Linked DNA regions of Homo sapiens: region 1 is linked to region 2. A link is an interaction called in ENCODE POLR2A ChIA-PET data of the cell type or tissue named here. Cell type or tissue: HepG2. All regions are shown on one strand.

Region 1 (8,000 bases), 73 kb before region 2:
TCTGTTCATGTATCCCAGAACTTAAAGTAAAATTTAAAAAAATATACAAATATATATATATAATTCAGTCTGCAAGTTTTAAGATGTTTTGTGGTTGGATGAGATTGTAAGTGTAAAGCAAATATGTGAAAAATGTGTCCTGTGTTTTATTCCTGTTTGAGCGAAGTGATTTTTTTGTCTACTGAAGATCTTTTATGACAACAGGAATCATATTTGAATTTTTTTTTCTTTTTTGAGACAGAGTCTCGCTCTTTTACACAGGATGGAGTGCAGTGGTGTGATCTTGGCTCACTGCAACCTCCGCCTCCCAGGTTCAAGTGATTCTCATGCCTCAGCCTCCCAAGTAGCTGGGATAACATGCATACGCCACCGTGCCTGGCTAATTCATATTTGAATATTATCTGCTTTTATGTTTTTTATTATTTTATATTAAGTTTGAATAGTGTACTTTATTTTAATTGTCTAAAGAAAGTTACTGTTTAGTTTAAAATACTTCCATTTTTGCTTATAAAAAGTCCAGAAACAAATTGACGTCTAAATGAGACAAAATTCATCATCTCATTGTTGTCTGGTGATGGAAATGCAAATGCAAATGGATGTGTAAATTTTATGGTACTTTACCTTTAAAAATGTTTTTTGAGCTTTAGTTCCCTGGCAGACAGTTGAGAGGTCACCTCCCTGCTGTAAGACCAGTACAACAGAGCACCTATGTGTACACACATGCCCTCCCTGGCCCAGAAGAGACATATTCCTTGAGTACTCAGAGTGCTAGCTAAAGGATTTTGAGCATACTGAGACTATGGCAATTAAAAACATAAACAAATGAACTGAAAACAATGACAATATTTATCACATAAACCCTTTTCTACTTGTTGTCTTATCAATGTCTCTAGCTTAGTTATCAGAATTCACTTATAGTACATAGGCAAAGTATGTACATAGTACAAAGATCCATTATTTTATTAAGTGACTTTCTTTTTACTTCTTCATCACATAAAAATGGGGACATTATATTGCTTTCTTTAAAAGGTTATGTTATCTGTGAGTCCTATTAGAAGACAGCAAAGGAGCATTATAAAATATGTGTTACAGTGGGGTGCTGGGTCTGAGACAGCTGAAGCTGTGTTTATCAACGCACTGTTCGTAGCATCACTATTCTCAGGGGGTAGGCATTTTTATCAGGAAACTTCTATTTCTAGTGGGAGTAATTTCGGAAAACAGGACAGAGAGATTCAGGCTGAACAGAAAATTTCCAGGGTTCCTCTGACCCTGCCCCGCAGATGGCTCCTGGGAAAGGCTGATTAATCAGCTGGGTCCGGACTTCTTAAGTCTAAAATATGATGATTTTAAGTCAAGCATGGGATTAGAACAGTGGTTATCAGCCATGGAGGTAATTGCGCCTGTCTCAGGTTCTTGGGAAGGGAAGGGAATCACTCATCCCTGACGGCTTCCTGGGCTGCCCCTGGGCAGAGGCTGGAAGAGCTTGCGTTCTCTGGGCCACATTGCTAAGATTAATAACACGTATGGACACAGTGCAGGGCCTGTGGGATTTTTCACTTACTCCCCACCACTGACAGCCTCAGTTCCGTGTCTGAAGACCGTGTGCCACCCTCCCTGACTCTGAAGAGCCTTGCACCAGGTTCACAGGCTCCTGGAGACACTGAAGTCTGACCTGGTCGCCAAGCCACTCCCTGAAGGAGCAGAGTGAGCTCCAGCCCCACTGCCCATTAGCAAATCGAAGTGGGGAACAAAGACAGCTGCTGGGGGACTTGGGCAAATGGCCTGTTTCTGTCCAGCGTAGCCTGGGTGATCACTCACAGTGGCGACTTCCTTTGCCTTAATCAGTCAGTGGAGCCATCGCTGACGTTCTTGCCTTTTCTTTCTTGCAGGACGTTGACAAAGGAACGCACGCTGACACTCCCACATGAACAGCTGGCTGCTTCCCAGCGTCCTACGGGAGAGCTACCGGCTTCTAGGCAATGCTGCGTGTGATCTGTGGGGGAGCCTGGCCACTCCTGGAGGTTCCAAGGTCAAAGAAACGCATTCCGGATGCGACGGATTTGATCTTGGAAAGCTGCTTTGAAGATACGATAGCTATTCCCTATTGTTCACTTTAAGGCAAACAATGTATACATTTTTCTGTGTCAGGCTCCTCTGTGAAGTTAGTGAAACGGTAGCTTAGTTTGCTCCCATCTCCTGTTCCGCGCTGCTGGTTTTCGATTGTGCGTCACTGAATTGCCATCAGAAGTCCAGTCCCGACTGCGTGTGCGAGGCCAGGGAGGGAGGTGAGAGGCGGCCTCTCGGACACACTCTGCTGTGATCTTTGATTCAGGAGACACCCTCTTTGTTGATGATCCCTAAGAACTAAAGAGAGACTCCAGCATCACCCTTTCTCCTGGTGCCCTGTCCATAACTAAGCATCCAGGAATGTCCTCTGCAGGCATTTTCTCTGCTCATCCTCGCAGCAATCCTGTGAAGGAGACGTTTTCTCCATTCTATAGGAGAGGACTCTGAGGTTCAGAAAACTCAAGTCAGAGAACACGTGAGCTTGGACTCCGTTGCCTGACCCGCGTCGGACTGTAGGCTGCTGTTGCAGCTGTGTGGCTTTGGGTGCCTGGCCTGGGTGCTATGTGTTCACAAAATGCACTTCCCTTCCACCCTAGGTTCAAGGTGAACTCCGATCCCAGCCTCTCCTGTCAGGCTCAGCAATGGAAATGAGCAGAGGGGCCCTTTGTTCCATGCAGGCTGAATCCAGAACCTTCTGAGGACTTGAAGCCCTTTTATGCGGACAGGATGGGAAGTTAAGCGAAAGTTAACTTCTGTTGGATTAAGACCCTGAAGATTGGGCTTTAACACCTGTTGTGTTACCTGCACTCAAACAAACCAGGGCTCCTTACTCAGCCCTCAGGAGCCTTGGCATTCTCACCTCTAAAGCAGGAGGAGTCGTGATAACTGCCTTGAGGAATTTGAGCAAAGTTAAATGACCTGAACTATTTGGGCGTGTCTTGACCAATGTCCGACCTTGGGAGGTGCTGGATGAATTTTTATTTCTCTACTTTAAGTCAGCCTTTCTACCTTGTTGCTCTTCTCAGCTGCCTTTCTCTGAGCCTCCTTCATCACTCTGTTCATTTCTGTGAGACAAAGATCATTACAACTGCCTTAATATTTCGGTGCAAGACGCACCGTGACCTGACATTGCTCTACCCCGCCTCCTGCCACGATCATTCTTTTGTAGCAATATTCCGCCAGCTTCATTTTGTGCAGTGAGTGGAACAAGAGTCAGAACACCAGGGCGGCTGAGCCTGTCGATCAAGCCTCCACCTAACAACAGACATGCCTGAGTCCCACAGTCATAATTAGGATGAAGCTTTTCCCTGGCTGGACCCGGACTGCAGTCACACTGTAAGAGCTCATCATTCTAGGCCTCTGCCAGTGCGTGTTCAGTCAGAGGCAAGCAGTGGCCCCGGCTCCCAGAAGCATGGGGAGGACTCCTACCAGGGACGGTGGCCAGAATGGCTGCACACAGCCTTTGCTTCCAAGAAAAAGCATCTCCGCAGGCCCAGGCACCTCTGGCAGCCCTCAGAGCAGGACCCTCTTCAACAAGGTGATAGCAGAAGGGAAGAAACGCAGAGGTCTGTCTCAGAGATTAGAGCAACACAGAAACTGGATGCCCCCTTTCAGGGGAGAAACACGGGGTTTCACATCAGGAACCTGTTGAGGAACTTCCCGTCAGGCCCAGCAACACACCCAGGACCAAACCCCAACAGTGATGACTAAAAAATGTGTGTGGGGGCTGGGCACAGTGGTTCCTGCCTGTCAATCCAGCACTTTGGGAGGCCAAGGAGTGAGGCTCACTTTAGCTCAGGAGTTGGAGACTGGCCTAGGCAGCATAGTGAGGACCTATTTCTACAAAATAGTAATAATAATAATAATAATGGTAATAATAATAATAAAGCTGCATGGCCCCCAAAGGGTCGTGTCCAGCTCTGGATAAACTTGTCTGGTTAGTTCAGGTTTCATGGCGCGGCATAGAGGACCCCGACCGTTCATCACTCATTGCTGTGTCCCCAGTTGGCTGTGGCCTGAAACTGCCTGGTTTCAGTCAACACTGTTGCCGTCTTGCATCAGCCATTCAGGGGGTGGGTACCCATGGGAGGGCCTCAGCCAGGACAAAGGTCCACTTCTGTCTAATCGTGTAACTTTAAAATAAAGCTTTTGTGCAGGGACAGAGTAAACAAACTTTAAATGTGAATTTGCATCAATTGAACATTTACAAGTGTGACACTTTTACCTGGTGGCCCACTGGGACCAGGACGAAGCAGCTGGAGGGGCCCCAATGTGTGACTGAGAGAGGAATGTGTGGGCAGCCGTAGCGAGGCTGAGAGGTGAGCAGGCTGGGAAAACCCAGCGAGATGAGCGTGGCTGGAGACCGGCGGAACAGGCAGGCTGTGCAGGGCTTGCATGGGCGAGTGAGGCGCCCGTGCTGGCCAGAACATCATGGCTCTGTGCTGAGGGAACCACGGTGAGCGACGCCCAGAGACCCAGTCTTGGATCAGGAGCTGTAGTGGATACAGTTGAGGGAGTTTTGTGTAGTGCCTCACTGTTCTGATAAGAAGAAAACATGTACAAGCTACGAACTGCAAATTGAGAAATTTTGGTGATTTTGCAAATGAGATAAATGGTCCTATATTTGCATTTGAAATTGGCATTGCACAAAATAAGTTGACTAATAATTTTTAATTTTCCTTCTTAGAATGACAATGTGGCAAATAAAGGAACCCAATGAAAAGAAGGGAAAGAGACTGCAGAGGGAAGGAAAAAGCTTTATATTTTACTACCATAATGGCACTTTTTAAAAAATTTTTATTTATTTATTTATTTTTGAGACAGAGTCTTGCTCTGTCGCCCAGGCTAGAGTGCAGTGGCACAATCTCGGCTCACTGCCAGCTCCGCCTCCTGGGTTCACACCATTCTCCTGCCTCAGCCTTCCCAGTAGCTGGGACTACAGGCGCCCACCACCACGCCTGGCTTTTTTTTGTGTGTGTGTGTGTTTTTAGTAGAGACAGGGTTTCACCGTGTTGGCCAGGATGGTCTCTATCTCCTGACCTCGTGATCCACCTGCCTCGGTCTCCCAAAGTGCTGGGATTACAGGCGTGAGCCACTGGGCCCGGCCAATAATGGCACTTTTTCCTGCTTTTTGTACAGGGGGTCCTGCATTTGTGTTTTGTCCTGGGCCCCTAAATTCTGCAGCTGGCCCTGGTAGAAAGCTGAGAAGTCAGAACAAAGGACTGCCCAGAGGCTGCACGGGGTGGGGGTGGGGGTGGGGGGGGGGCGTTCACATGGTCCGGAGTCCCCACCCCACCGCGTTTATATCTGGCACACTCTGGAGGACCCATCCATCTGTGTTCATGTCTGGCTGTGGCATCTATTGACCATGGGCTCTCAAAGTCACCTAATCATTTTGCATCTCTCTTTTTTCATGTCTAAGACAGGGATAATGATGGCACATACCTGTTAATGGCTGTTGTGAAGCTCTGTGTTAAGTTCTTAAGACAGAACTTGTCACAAGTCAGCCAGGCGTCATAATCACCGATGCCATCTCTTAACAAACTGGCCTTAACTATGAGCAGAGGGTGCAATGCGGAGGGCTGTGGGGTGCCCAGAGGTGAACAAGATGAGTGCTGTTGTCAGGGAGCTTTCAGTGGGATGAGGGAGCAGGGCCCCATCACGAAGGACATGGGGGGTTAGGGGAAAGGGGAGCCTTCCGGTGTGGGGGACATGGACAGACCTTCGGAGGAGAAAGGGTTGTGGGTTGAGTTGCATCCCCCGGAAAGGTATGTTGAAGCCCTAACCTGGTGCCTGTGAACGAGCCCTCACTTGCAGAACTGATCAAGTTGAGCTGGGGTCAACTAGAGCAGGGTGAGCCTCGAGTTCCATGTGACCAATGTCCTCATGGGAGGAGAGGGGAGCACGGGGAGAAGGTGACCACTTGAGGACGAAGGCAGAGGTTGGGGTGACGCGTCTACAAACGAGGGTTTCCCCGAACACCAGAGCTAAGAGCAAGGCATTGGCGCCCTCCCGCTGTGGAGTCTGCAGAGGGAGCCTGGCCCGGCTGACACCGTGGGTGCAGACTCCCGGCCTCCAGGCTGGGGGACAAGAAGTTCCTGTTGTGGCGACCTCAAGAAACTAACACAAAGGGGCATTTGAATTCAGTTGTCCAGGAAGATACAGGTGTTGCAGGGATGGGCTGCCACGTGGGCGGAGGCCTGGATGGGAAGGATTGTGCCAGGCATGGGTTCCCGCAGTGTGTTCCCCTGGCTGGCAGCGTCGCGGCACCTGGGAGTCATTAGGCAGCAAGGGAGGGAATTGCGATTCTGGGCGGGGCTCAGCTGTGCAGATTTTAGCAAGGTCTCCAGGTGCTTCTGCTGAGGGCCAGAGTTAAGACAGAGCTTAAGACAGAGAACCTCAACAGGAGGCCTGAAGGAAAGCACCTGGGAGTCATTAGGCAGCAAGGGAGGGAATTGCAATTCTGGGCGGGGCTCAGCTGTGCAGAGTTTAGCAAGGTCTCCAGGTGCTTCTGCTGAGGGCCAGAGTTAAGAAAGAGCGAGAACCTCATCAGGAGGACTGAAGGAAAGGAGCCAGGCTGCAGCCCTCTGCCTGCCCTTCCGTGCCATCATCTCCAGGATTAATGAAAGGGCCATTCAGGAAACAGCACAGGTGAGATGTGGGATGGGCTCCGTGGCTGCCTCTGTTTCCTGCCTTCTGTCTGTAAACTTCTGATTCAAGGAGGTGGCGTGGCCTCTCAGGGCAGTTGTATTTTTGGTTTACAGGCTCGTCAGCCCCCACTTATCTATCATAAGTGGGACACACATATGGGAGGAAAAGTTTCCTTTTCCTTCTACCCATCCTAGGTTCTCTGGCTGAGGTCCTATAAATTAGAATGGCAAAAGACAGGTTGACAAAATAGAAACAAACAAGGTTATTAACATGCTCATCATGCACACACATGGGAGCACTCAGCCATGAGTCACTCCAAGGGTTTATTAGAACTTGGGCTGATAGAGCTTCTAAACAAAATAATGACAAATTTTAGAGGAGTGACAAGACAAAGGAAAAGACCTTTGGGCTTCTAGGGCAGCAAACTGCAGCCAGCTAAACACATGGGAAATGAATGGAGGATAAGGGCTAGTTCCTAGTAGTCAAGTTTGCTGAGTAGATTCCTCCAGTGCTGTCTCCAGGCTGATAAGGCCTAGACTTGCCCCAGTGATTGGCTTCTGTCCTTCCTGGTAGAGACAGGAGTGGGGACACCTTCACTAAATTATGTCCTGCTTTTAGGCAAAGAGGGGCAGGAGAGAGAGCTTCACTTATATCTACATCTTAAAAATTGTCTTCAGCTCAAAATGATCCTTATGCCAAAGTGGTGTCTTTGGGGGTGGCTGACTCTGCTGCTCTTTACTTACCTTGAACTCCCACCATCATGGCTGCCTCAGAATCCCACAGGGCATCGAGAATGTTCTATGCAAATGGAGAGGCCAGGAGCAGTGGCAGACGTGCAGGTGGCACAAATCTCTGCTCTCAGGCCTGCTCCCGGTCCCAGTGACGTTTAGAGCACACGTCCAAAGATATGATGAAGAATTTCCAGGTGGTGACAGCTGAGCATTAGGCCTAGCAAGGGGCCTGTTGACGAAGAGCCAAACTCTGTAAAATATTTGAAGAGATTTATTCTGAGCTGAGTATGAGTGACCATGGCCTGTGACACAACCCTCAGGAGGTCCTGAGAACATGTGCCCAAGGTGGTGGGGAGCAGCTTGGATTTATACATCTTAGGGAGACATGAGACTTCAATCAAATACATTTAAGAAGTACATTGGTTTGGTCCAGTAAGGTGGGACAACTTGAAGTGCTGGTGGGAGGTTTGGGGGACCTATTGCTATTAATAGCTTATAGGTAGATTTGAAAATGTTCTGGTTGACAATCAGTTGAGTTTATCTAAAGACTTG
Region 2 (8,000 bases):
ATACAACACACAACTCGTGCATACCACATGCAACACACAACACACACAACATACACACAACACAAGCAACACACACAACTCATACAACATACACAACACACAGCAAACATACATGCTAGATGCAACACAACACACATGACACACATGCATGCCATATGCAACACACAATACACTCACACAACACACAACATACAGACAACACATACCACATGTGACACACAATACACACAACATGCACAGACAACACAGAAACAACAAACACACTCAACAGGCACAACATAGTCACACACACACACACACACACACTGCTTGAAACTTATTGATAGCATGGAACAATTTGAAAGCATTACTGCAAACTAGGACAACTGAATTTTAATAACCATGATGGATTGATCAATTCTGTATGTTCCTTATTAAAGCAACAGTGACAAGGGAGATGCTGTGTGTTCATTGTTGATGCTGCTTTGTTCACAGATCTTTGAGAACCACCACCCCAGCCTTTACCCTTAACATTCCATCCGAGGCAAACCACACTGAGCAGCCGCCTGCAGGCCTGGGAGCAAGGCTACAGGAAGCAGGTGTTTCCATCCCTCCCAGGCGAGGCCGCCCAACACCAACACTGGAGAAGAAGGTGGGTGGGCAAGCCAGGTAGTTCCTTCCTTCCTTCCTTCCTTCCTTCCTTCCTTCCTTCCTTCTTTCCTCCTTCTTTTTTCCCCTCCCTCCCCTCTTCCTTCTTCTTTTTCTTTCCTCCTTCTCTCCTTCCTTCCCTTCCTCCTTCCTGCTCTCCCTCTTTCTTTCTCTGCTTGCTTCCCTCCCTCCTTCCTGCCCTCCCTCCTTCCTCCTTTTCTACTCTTTCCTTCCCTCATTTCCTCCTTCCTTCCTTCCCTCCCTCCCTCCTTCCTTTCTTGTAAAACCTTCACGGAAAGTACAGCATCTGTCAAAATTTACTTCTTTTATATCAATCAGAAATTTTCAAACACTACAGAATTTCCACCAAGTAAGTTATTTATATCATTATGTGATCAATTTTGCACGAACAATACAAATCAAAATTGCCTTAGCTTGAAAATTTTGATGAGCACGTTGTCTCAGGACTTTGACATATGTACATTTTTATCAAGAGTCTTTGACGTTTTTTACCTTTTCTCTAGATCTTAATGAAACAACACACTTCATCATCAGTTATGATCGTCTTAAGAATTATTCTGCTTTCCTTCTTCGAAGTTCAAAAGAATATTTCAAATCTGCCTTTTATCTTTTAAAATGTGAGGCAAAATCTCTACATTATTATTTTTACTGAATAGGTTTTAAAAACTTAAGTTGTTCTTTCCGACTCTCTTTGTCACTAATAACCACTTATTTGAGTGACCCAAGCCTCTATGCACCGAAACCCCTCCAGTGGGCCTGATGGGTCAGGTGGGTGCATGGGGAACCATGGTAGGTGCCTGGCCTTCTTAAATTTCTCAGGCCAAAAGAACTCTTACTAATTTTATGACATCATTGTTTCACACCTCTTGTAACATACTTGAATTCATTTAACTAAATGAAAGTTGACATTCGTGTTTTGTTCTTAATCATGCTCACTTTTTAGGCCAACAGGACGGGCCGCAGATATGGGTCTGCAGGGACTCAGCCCTCAAAAGTATGATAGAGTATTTGCAAACATTTTTAACATGTTACTAACAGAATGCAATAGCAGGGCAAAATCGGAAGAAAGAGTAAAGGGGTTCCCAGGACAAGATGGATTTATTCTAATAAAGGGAGCAGAGATGGGTGCATTGGTGAAGAGACGTGGGTGTCCGGTGAGACTGCACAGTGGGAGGGTGGACACACAGGACAGCTGGCAGCACCGGGTGCACGGTTTCCTCAGAAAAATCTACTAGGTTATGGTCTTGACCACTCTCCTAACCTTTCTCAATGATCCATTTTTAGAAAAAACCTCATTTGATGGCGGAAGATGAACCTTCAGGGGCCCTCTTGAAGCCGCTGGTTTTTCGCGTTGACGAGACCACCCCGGCTGTGGTGCAAAGCGTCCTCCTGGAGAGGGGGTGGAATAAGTTTGATAAGCAGGAGCAGAACGCGGAGGACTGGAACCTGTACTGGAGGACATCCTCTTTCCGAATGACCGAACACAACAGTGTTAAACCGTGGCAGCAGCTAAACCACCACCCTGGAACCACCAAGCTTACCAGGAAAGACTGTTTGGCCAAACACCTGAAGCACATGAGGAGGATGTATGGCACTTCCCTGTACCAGTTCATCCCCCTGACGTTCGTCATGCCCAATGACTATACCAAGTTCGTGGCTGAATACTTTCAGGAGAGGCAGATGCTGGGCACCAAGCATAGCTATTGGATTTGCAAGCCTGCTGAGTTATCTCGTGGGAGGGGGATACTAATTTTCAGTGACTTTAAAGACTTCATCTTTGATGATATGTACATAGTGCAGAAATATATCTCCAATCCTTTACTTATTGGCAGATATAAATGTGATCTCCGCATCTATGTTTGTGTTACTGGCTTTAAGCCTTTGACCATTTATGTTTATCAGGAAGGGTTGGTTCGGTTTGCCACGGAAAAGTTTGACCTCAGTAATTTGCAAAACAATTATGCCCATTTGACCAACAGCAGCATCAATAAATCCGGGGCCTCTTATGAGAAGATCAAAGAAGTGATTGGTCATGGTTGTAAATGGACGCTCAGCAGATTTTTTTCCTACCTTCGTAGCTGGGATGTGGACGATCTGCTTTTGTGGAAGAAAATCCACCGCATGGTTATTCTCACCATTCTCGCCATTGCACCATCTGTCCCCTTTGCTGCCAATTGCTTTGAGCTCTTTGGGTTTGATATTTTGATTGATGACAACTTGAAACCATGGCTTTTAGAGGTCAACTACAGCCCAGCCTTGACCTTGGATTGTTCAACAGATGTGTTGGTGAAGAGAAAACTTGTCCATGATATTATTGACCTGATTTACTTAAATGGTCTAAGAAATGAGGGGAGAGAAGCCAGTAATGCCACACATGGAAATTCCAACATCGACGCTGCAAAAAGTGACAGAGGTGGGCTTGATGCTCCTGACTGTCTTCCTTATGATTCTCTTTCGTTCACAAGCAGAATGTACAACGAGGATGACTCTGTGGTGGAGAAAGCTGTGAGTGTGCGTCCTGAAGCTGCACCTGCCTCCCAGCTGGAAGGAGAGATGAGTGGGCAGGATTTTCATCTGTCAACAAGGGAGATGCCACAAAGCAAGCCCAAGTTACGGAGCAGGCACACGCCTCACAAGACACTCATGCCCTACGCGTCCCTCTTCCAGTCGCACTCCTGCAAGACCAAGACCTCCCCGTGTGTCCTGTCAGACCGTGGCAAAGCTCCAGATCCCCAAGCAGGCAACTTTGTTCTTGTTTTTCCTTTCAATGAAGCAACTCTCGGAGCTTCCAGGAATGGATTAAATGTCAAAAGAATAATCCAAGAGCTCCAGAAACTAATGAATAAGCAACATTCCTAAGTGGTAAAAAATCAAATCAAGAAAAAGTGACATGGATTTTTAAAAACCAAGGATCCTGTCCTAGAGAAAGCAATAGTTCAAGTCCCTACCTGTGCCACCAGCATGTTAACTATGACATTGGGACTGAAGATGTGGCCATATGTATAAATATAACAGCTCTGACAAAGCACAATATGTTCAAGTGGTGATTAAACTACATTACATCCCATGTTTATTTGCTCAGGTGTCTTGAAAGAATTCTACAAATACCACACAGCCTCCCACCAGTAATTGAATGTGCTACACTACGATTATGCTATGTATGTATTTAAAGAGGAGAAAAAGATTATTCTAATATTTTTAAAGGATTATTAGGTGAAAACAGTACAAAAGAAGCCAGGAGTTAACTTTCTGTGTGTTTTTTTTTAAATCAACCAGTTATTTGTTAAAATTATTTTGTTAACTTAAGATCAGACAATCATTCAGAGTGAGATAAATCACTGAAAGCCCTAATGACTCTGTTGTTTACAAATCCTGGGCTTGAAATCAGACTTTGCACCAAAGAGCTCCCTGTGGGGGCATCTTTGGGCTGTATTTAAATAGTGGCCCCTTGGCCTTGTCACCATTTGTTTACCATCACAGCATGTGAGGTCATGGCCTCCCAGATCAAAGTATGCTGTCATTCCTGCCACATAAAAAGCATCTGCAGTCCTAAGACATAAAAATTCCAGTAGGTTACTTGAAAACATTATTCTAGTGAAAGTAGTCAGATACAAAAGGCCACATGTTGTATGACTCCGTTGATATGGAATGTCAGAATTGGCAAATCCATCAAAAGCAGATTGGTGGCTTAGGGGAGGGGTAATGAGGAGTGCCTACTGATGGGTAGGGGGCTTCCCTTTGGGGTGACAGAAATGTTCTGGAACTATATAGAGGTGATGGTTGCACAACACGGGGAATTCACTAAGTATCACTCATGGTACATTTTGTGTTATGTGTGTTTTACCACAATAAAAAAGTTAAAAGCTGGCCATGGTGGCTCATGCCTTCAATCCCAGCATTTTGGGAGGACAAGGTGGGAGGATCTCTTGAGCCCAGGTGTTTAAGACCAGCCTGAGCAACATAACAAGACTCTTCTCACTTAAAAAAAAGAAAAATTATTTTTTTATTTTAAAAAAAAAGGTAGGGATGGGGAAGTGCAGACAGGCGTATCTCCCAGCAGGTTCCTGGGTGGGCAGGCCTGGTCGCAGGTCATAGCTGAGAAGAGCTGGAGCCAGTTGAGAAGATCCCCCGTGGACCAAGGTCAGAAGTCAGCCTGCAGGGGCACTGCTAGACGTGTGCCTCCAGGGTCCCCAGGTGGACAGAACCACTCTCAGTCTGCAGGCAGGATGGGCCAGGACCGAGGTCCAGGGCCCTTTGAGGATCTGCCATAGGACAGAGGTTGGCAAGCCTACTCCAGGGACGGAATTGTGTGTCTCCTGGCAGGACCCCGGCTCGGCAGAACTCTCCCAGATCATAGCCTGGTAGGAAAGGCTAGACCCGAGCCCCAGGGCTGTGTCAGGATCTGCAAGGGTCCAAGTTCATTAAGCTCCATCCAGGGGCACTGGTGGGTGAGACTCTAGCAGTTCCCTATGTGACTGGAACTTCTCCTGGGTGGCAGTAGAATGGGGCTGGAGTCAGCATTCAGAGCTTGTTCAGGCTCTGCAATGGGACAGAGGCCAGCAACCCTATCGTGGTGGCCTAGACCAGCGAGTCTCCCAGCAGGCCCCTGTGTTGTTAAGAGGGCTCCTGGGTCACAGCCGAGAGGGCCTAGAGCCAAGAGAGGGTCCCGTCAGCATCTGCTGTGGAACAAGACCCACCGCAAGCCTCTGGGTGTTTCAGATGGGTGGGTCTCTCTCTGGGTCCTCGTAGGAGCAGGATTAACCTGCAACCACAGCTGAGGGGGGCTGGTGCCAAGGCACAGGGTAATTTTCACATCCACAGCTGGGACCATGTAGGTGGACCTGCCTGCTGAGGCACTGCTGTGCGTGACTTCTCCAGGACTCCTTGGCAGGTGGTTTAGGTAGACTGAAAGTGAAGGGATGGAAAAAGATATTTCAGGCAAATGGAAACCAAAAGAGAGCAAGAATGGCTATCCTTATGTCTGAAAAAACAGACTTTAAGTCAATAACTGTAAAAAGAGACAAAGATGGTCCTTACATAATAATAAAGGGGCCCATTCATCAAGAGCATGTTACAATTTTTAAGTCTGTGTACCCAACATTGGGCCACCTAAATATGTAAAGCCAATAATAATCAATCTGAAAGGAGACATAGACTGCAATATGATAGCAGCAGGAGGGCTTCAATACCCGACTTTCAACAGCAGACAGATCATCCAGACAGAAAATCAGTAAGGAAACATTGGGCTTGAAACTCACATTGGCCCAACTGGACCTAACAGTCATGCACAGAACATTCTCCAGGATAGATCATAGGTGAGGCCACAAAGCAAATCTTAGCAGCTTTAAGAGGACTGGATTCATATCAGGTTTCTTCTCTGACCACAGTGGAATAAAAATAGACATCAAAAACAGGACGATTTTTTTTAAAAAATCACAAACATGTGGAAATTAAGCAATATGCTCCTGAACAACCACTGAGTCAAAGAAGAAATTAAAAAGGAAATTTTAAAATATCTTGATACAAATGAAAATGGAAACACAACATACCAAAACTTATGGGATGCAGCAAAAGAAGTTATAAAAGAAAAGTTTATACCAATAAATGTCCATATCAAAAAAAAAAAAAGATCTCAAATAAACATCTGAACAATGCATTTCAGGGAAGTAGGAGAATAAACTCAACCCAAAGTCAGAAGAAAGGAAATAAAAACTAGAGCAGAAATAAATGAAATAGACACTAGAAAAACAATAGAAAAGAACAATGAAACTACTTGGTTTTTTAAAAACATAAAAAAATTGTTAAATCTTTCACTAACTGAGGAAAAAAAAGATGACAATAAAATCAGAAATGAAAGAGGAGACATTACAACTGATACCACAGAAATACAAAGAATCATAAGAGACTATTGTGAATAATTATATTCCAAGTAATTGGATAACCTAAGAGAAATGGATAAACTTCTAGACACATACAACCTAACAAGACTTAATCATGAAGAAATGGAAAGCCTGAATAGACCAATAACAAGTAAGGATATTGAATCCATAATAGAAAGTTGCTCATTAAAAAAAGTCCAGGACCTGATGACTTCACTTCTAAATTCTACCAAATATTTAAAGAAGAACAAATACCAATACTCCTCAACTCTTCCAAAAACCTGAAGAAAATACTTCTAAATTCATTTTACAAGGCCAGACAAGGACACTACAAGAAAGAAAATTATAGACCAATATCTCTGATGAACATAGATGCAGAAATCCTCAACAAAATACTAGCAAACTGAATTCAACAGCACTTCAAAGGATCAGAATCAAGTGGATTTTCCCCTGGGATTTGAGGATGGTTCAACATAGGCAAATTAATAAATATAGTACCCCATATTAACAGAACAAAGGGCAAAAATCATTTGATCATCTTGATAGACACACATACAAAAAAAGGATTTGACAAATTCAAAAACCTTTCATGATAAAAATTCTCAGCAAAGTAGAATCAAAGAGGTTACCTCAACACAGTAAAGATCGTATATGGCAAGCCTGAAGCTCCCATCATACTCAATAGTAAAATGTTGAAACCTTTTCCTCTAAGGTCAGGAACAACATGAGGATACCTGCTCTCACCACTTCTGCTCAACATCATACTGGAAGTCCTAGTCAGCATTAAGAAAACAAACAAACAAACAAACTAATAGGAAAGAAAGAAATAAAATTGTCTCTGTTTGTTGATGACATAATCTTATATATAGAAAACCCTAGAGATCTCACCCCAAACTGTTGCAAACTCAAACAAATTCAGTAAAGTTGCAGGATACAAAATCAACAAGCAAAAAGCAGTTGCATTTCTACACACTAACAACAAACTATATAAAAAAGAAATTAAGAAAATCTCATTTACAATAACATCAAAACAATAAAAATACTTAGCAGTAAATTTAACCAAAGAGGTGAAAAATATGTACGCTGAAAATTGTAAAATGTGATGAAAGAAATTGAAGATGACACATATTAAAATATTATCCTGTGTTCATAAACTGTCAGAATGAATATTGTTAAAATGTCTGCACTACCCAAAGCAATCTACAGATTCAATACAATTTCTATCAAAATCCCAATATCATTTTTCATAGAAATAGAAAACACAATCCTAAAATTTGTATGGAACCACAAGAGACCCCAAATAGACACAGCAATCCTGAACATAGAGAACAGAGCTAGAAGCATAGCACTATTTATTTTCAAAACAGATTACAAAGCTAGAGTAACCAAGCCAGCATGGTGGTTGCATGAACACATACGCATCGACCAGTGGGACGGGATAGAGAGGCCAGAAATCAAGCCACGTATTTACAG

The links. ChIA-PET counts read pairs that join two places held together with the same protein. Peaks named below come from ENCODE experiments on the same cell type or tissue, not always from the same donor. Only the 100,000 strongest peaks of a DNase experiment are listed, where the experiment ranks them.
Region 1: POLR2A ChIA-PET joins it to region 2 with 15 read pairs; 2 of 35 experiments call an interaction of 5 or more read pairs at or near these places.

What each region holds. Positions count from the first base shown.
Region 1 is chr6:167,264,742-167,272,741 of GRCh38, forward strand. It overlaps a transcript of UNC93A not described here. Among named protein-coding and RNA genes, the nearest start is that of UNC93A, 23 kb to the right of the region's middle. RefSeq lists an enhancer at 2,909-4,108. In HepG2, no CTCF peak of the experiment used is centred here; DNase peaks (open chromatin) are centred at 2,673 and 4,220; H3K4me3 peaks cover 704 bases.
Region 2 is chr6:167,338,173-167,346,172 of GRCh38, forward strand. TTLL2 (tubulin tyrosine ligase like 2) reads left to right here. Exons shown (of 3, transcript NM_031949.5): 2 at 475-631; 3 at 1,933-4,516. The coding sequence ends at 3,507. Among named protein-coding and RNA genes, the nearest start is that of TTLL2, 17 kb to the left of the region's middle. In HepG2, no CTCF peak of the experiment used is centred here; DNase peaks (open chromatin) are centred at 3,719 and 4,109.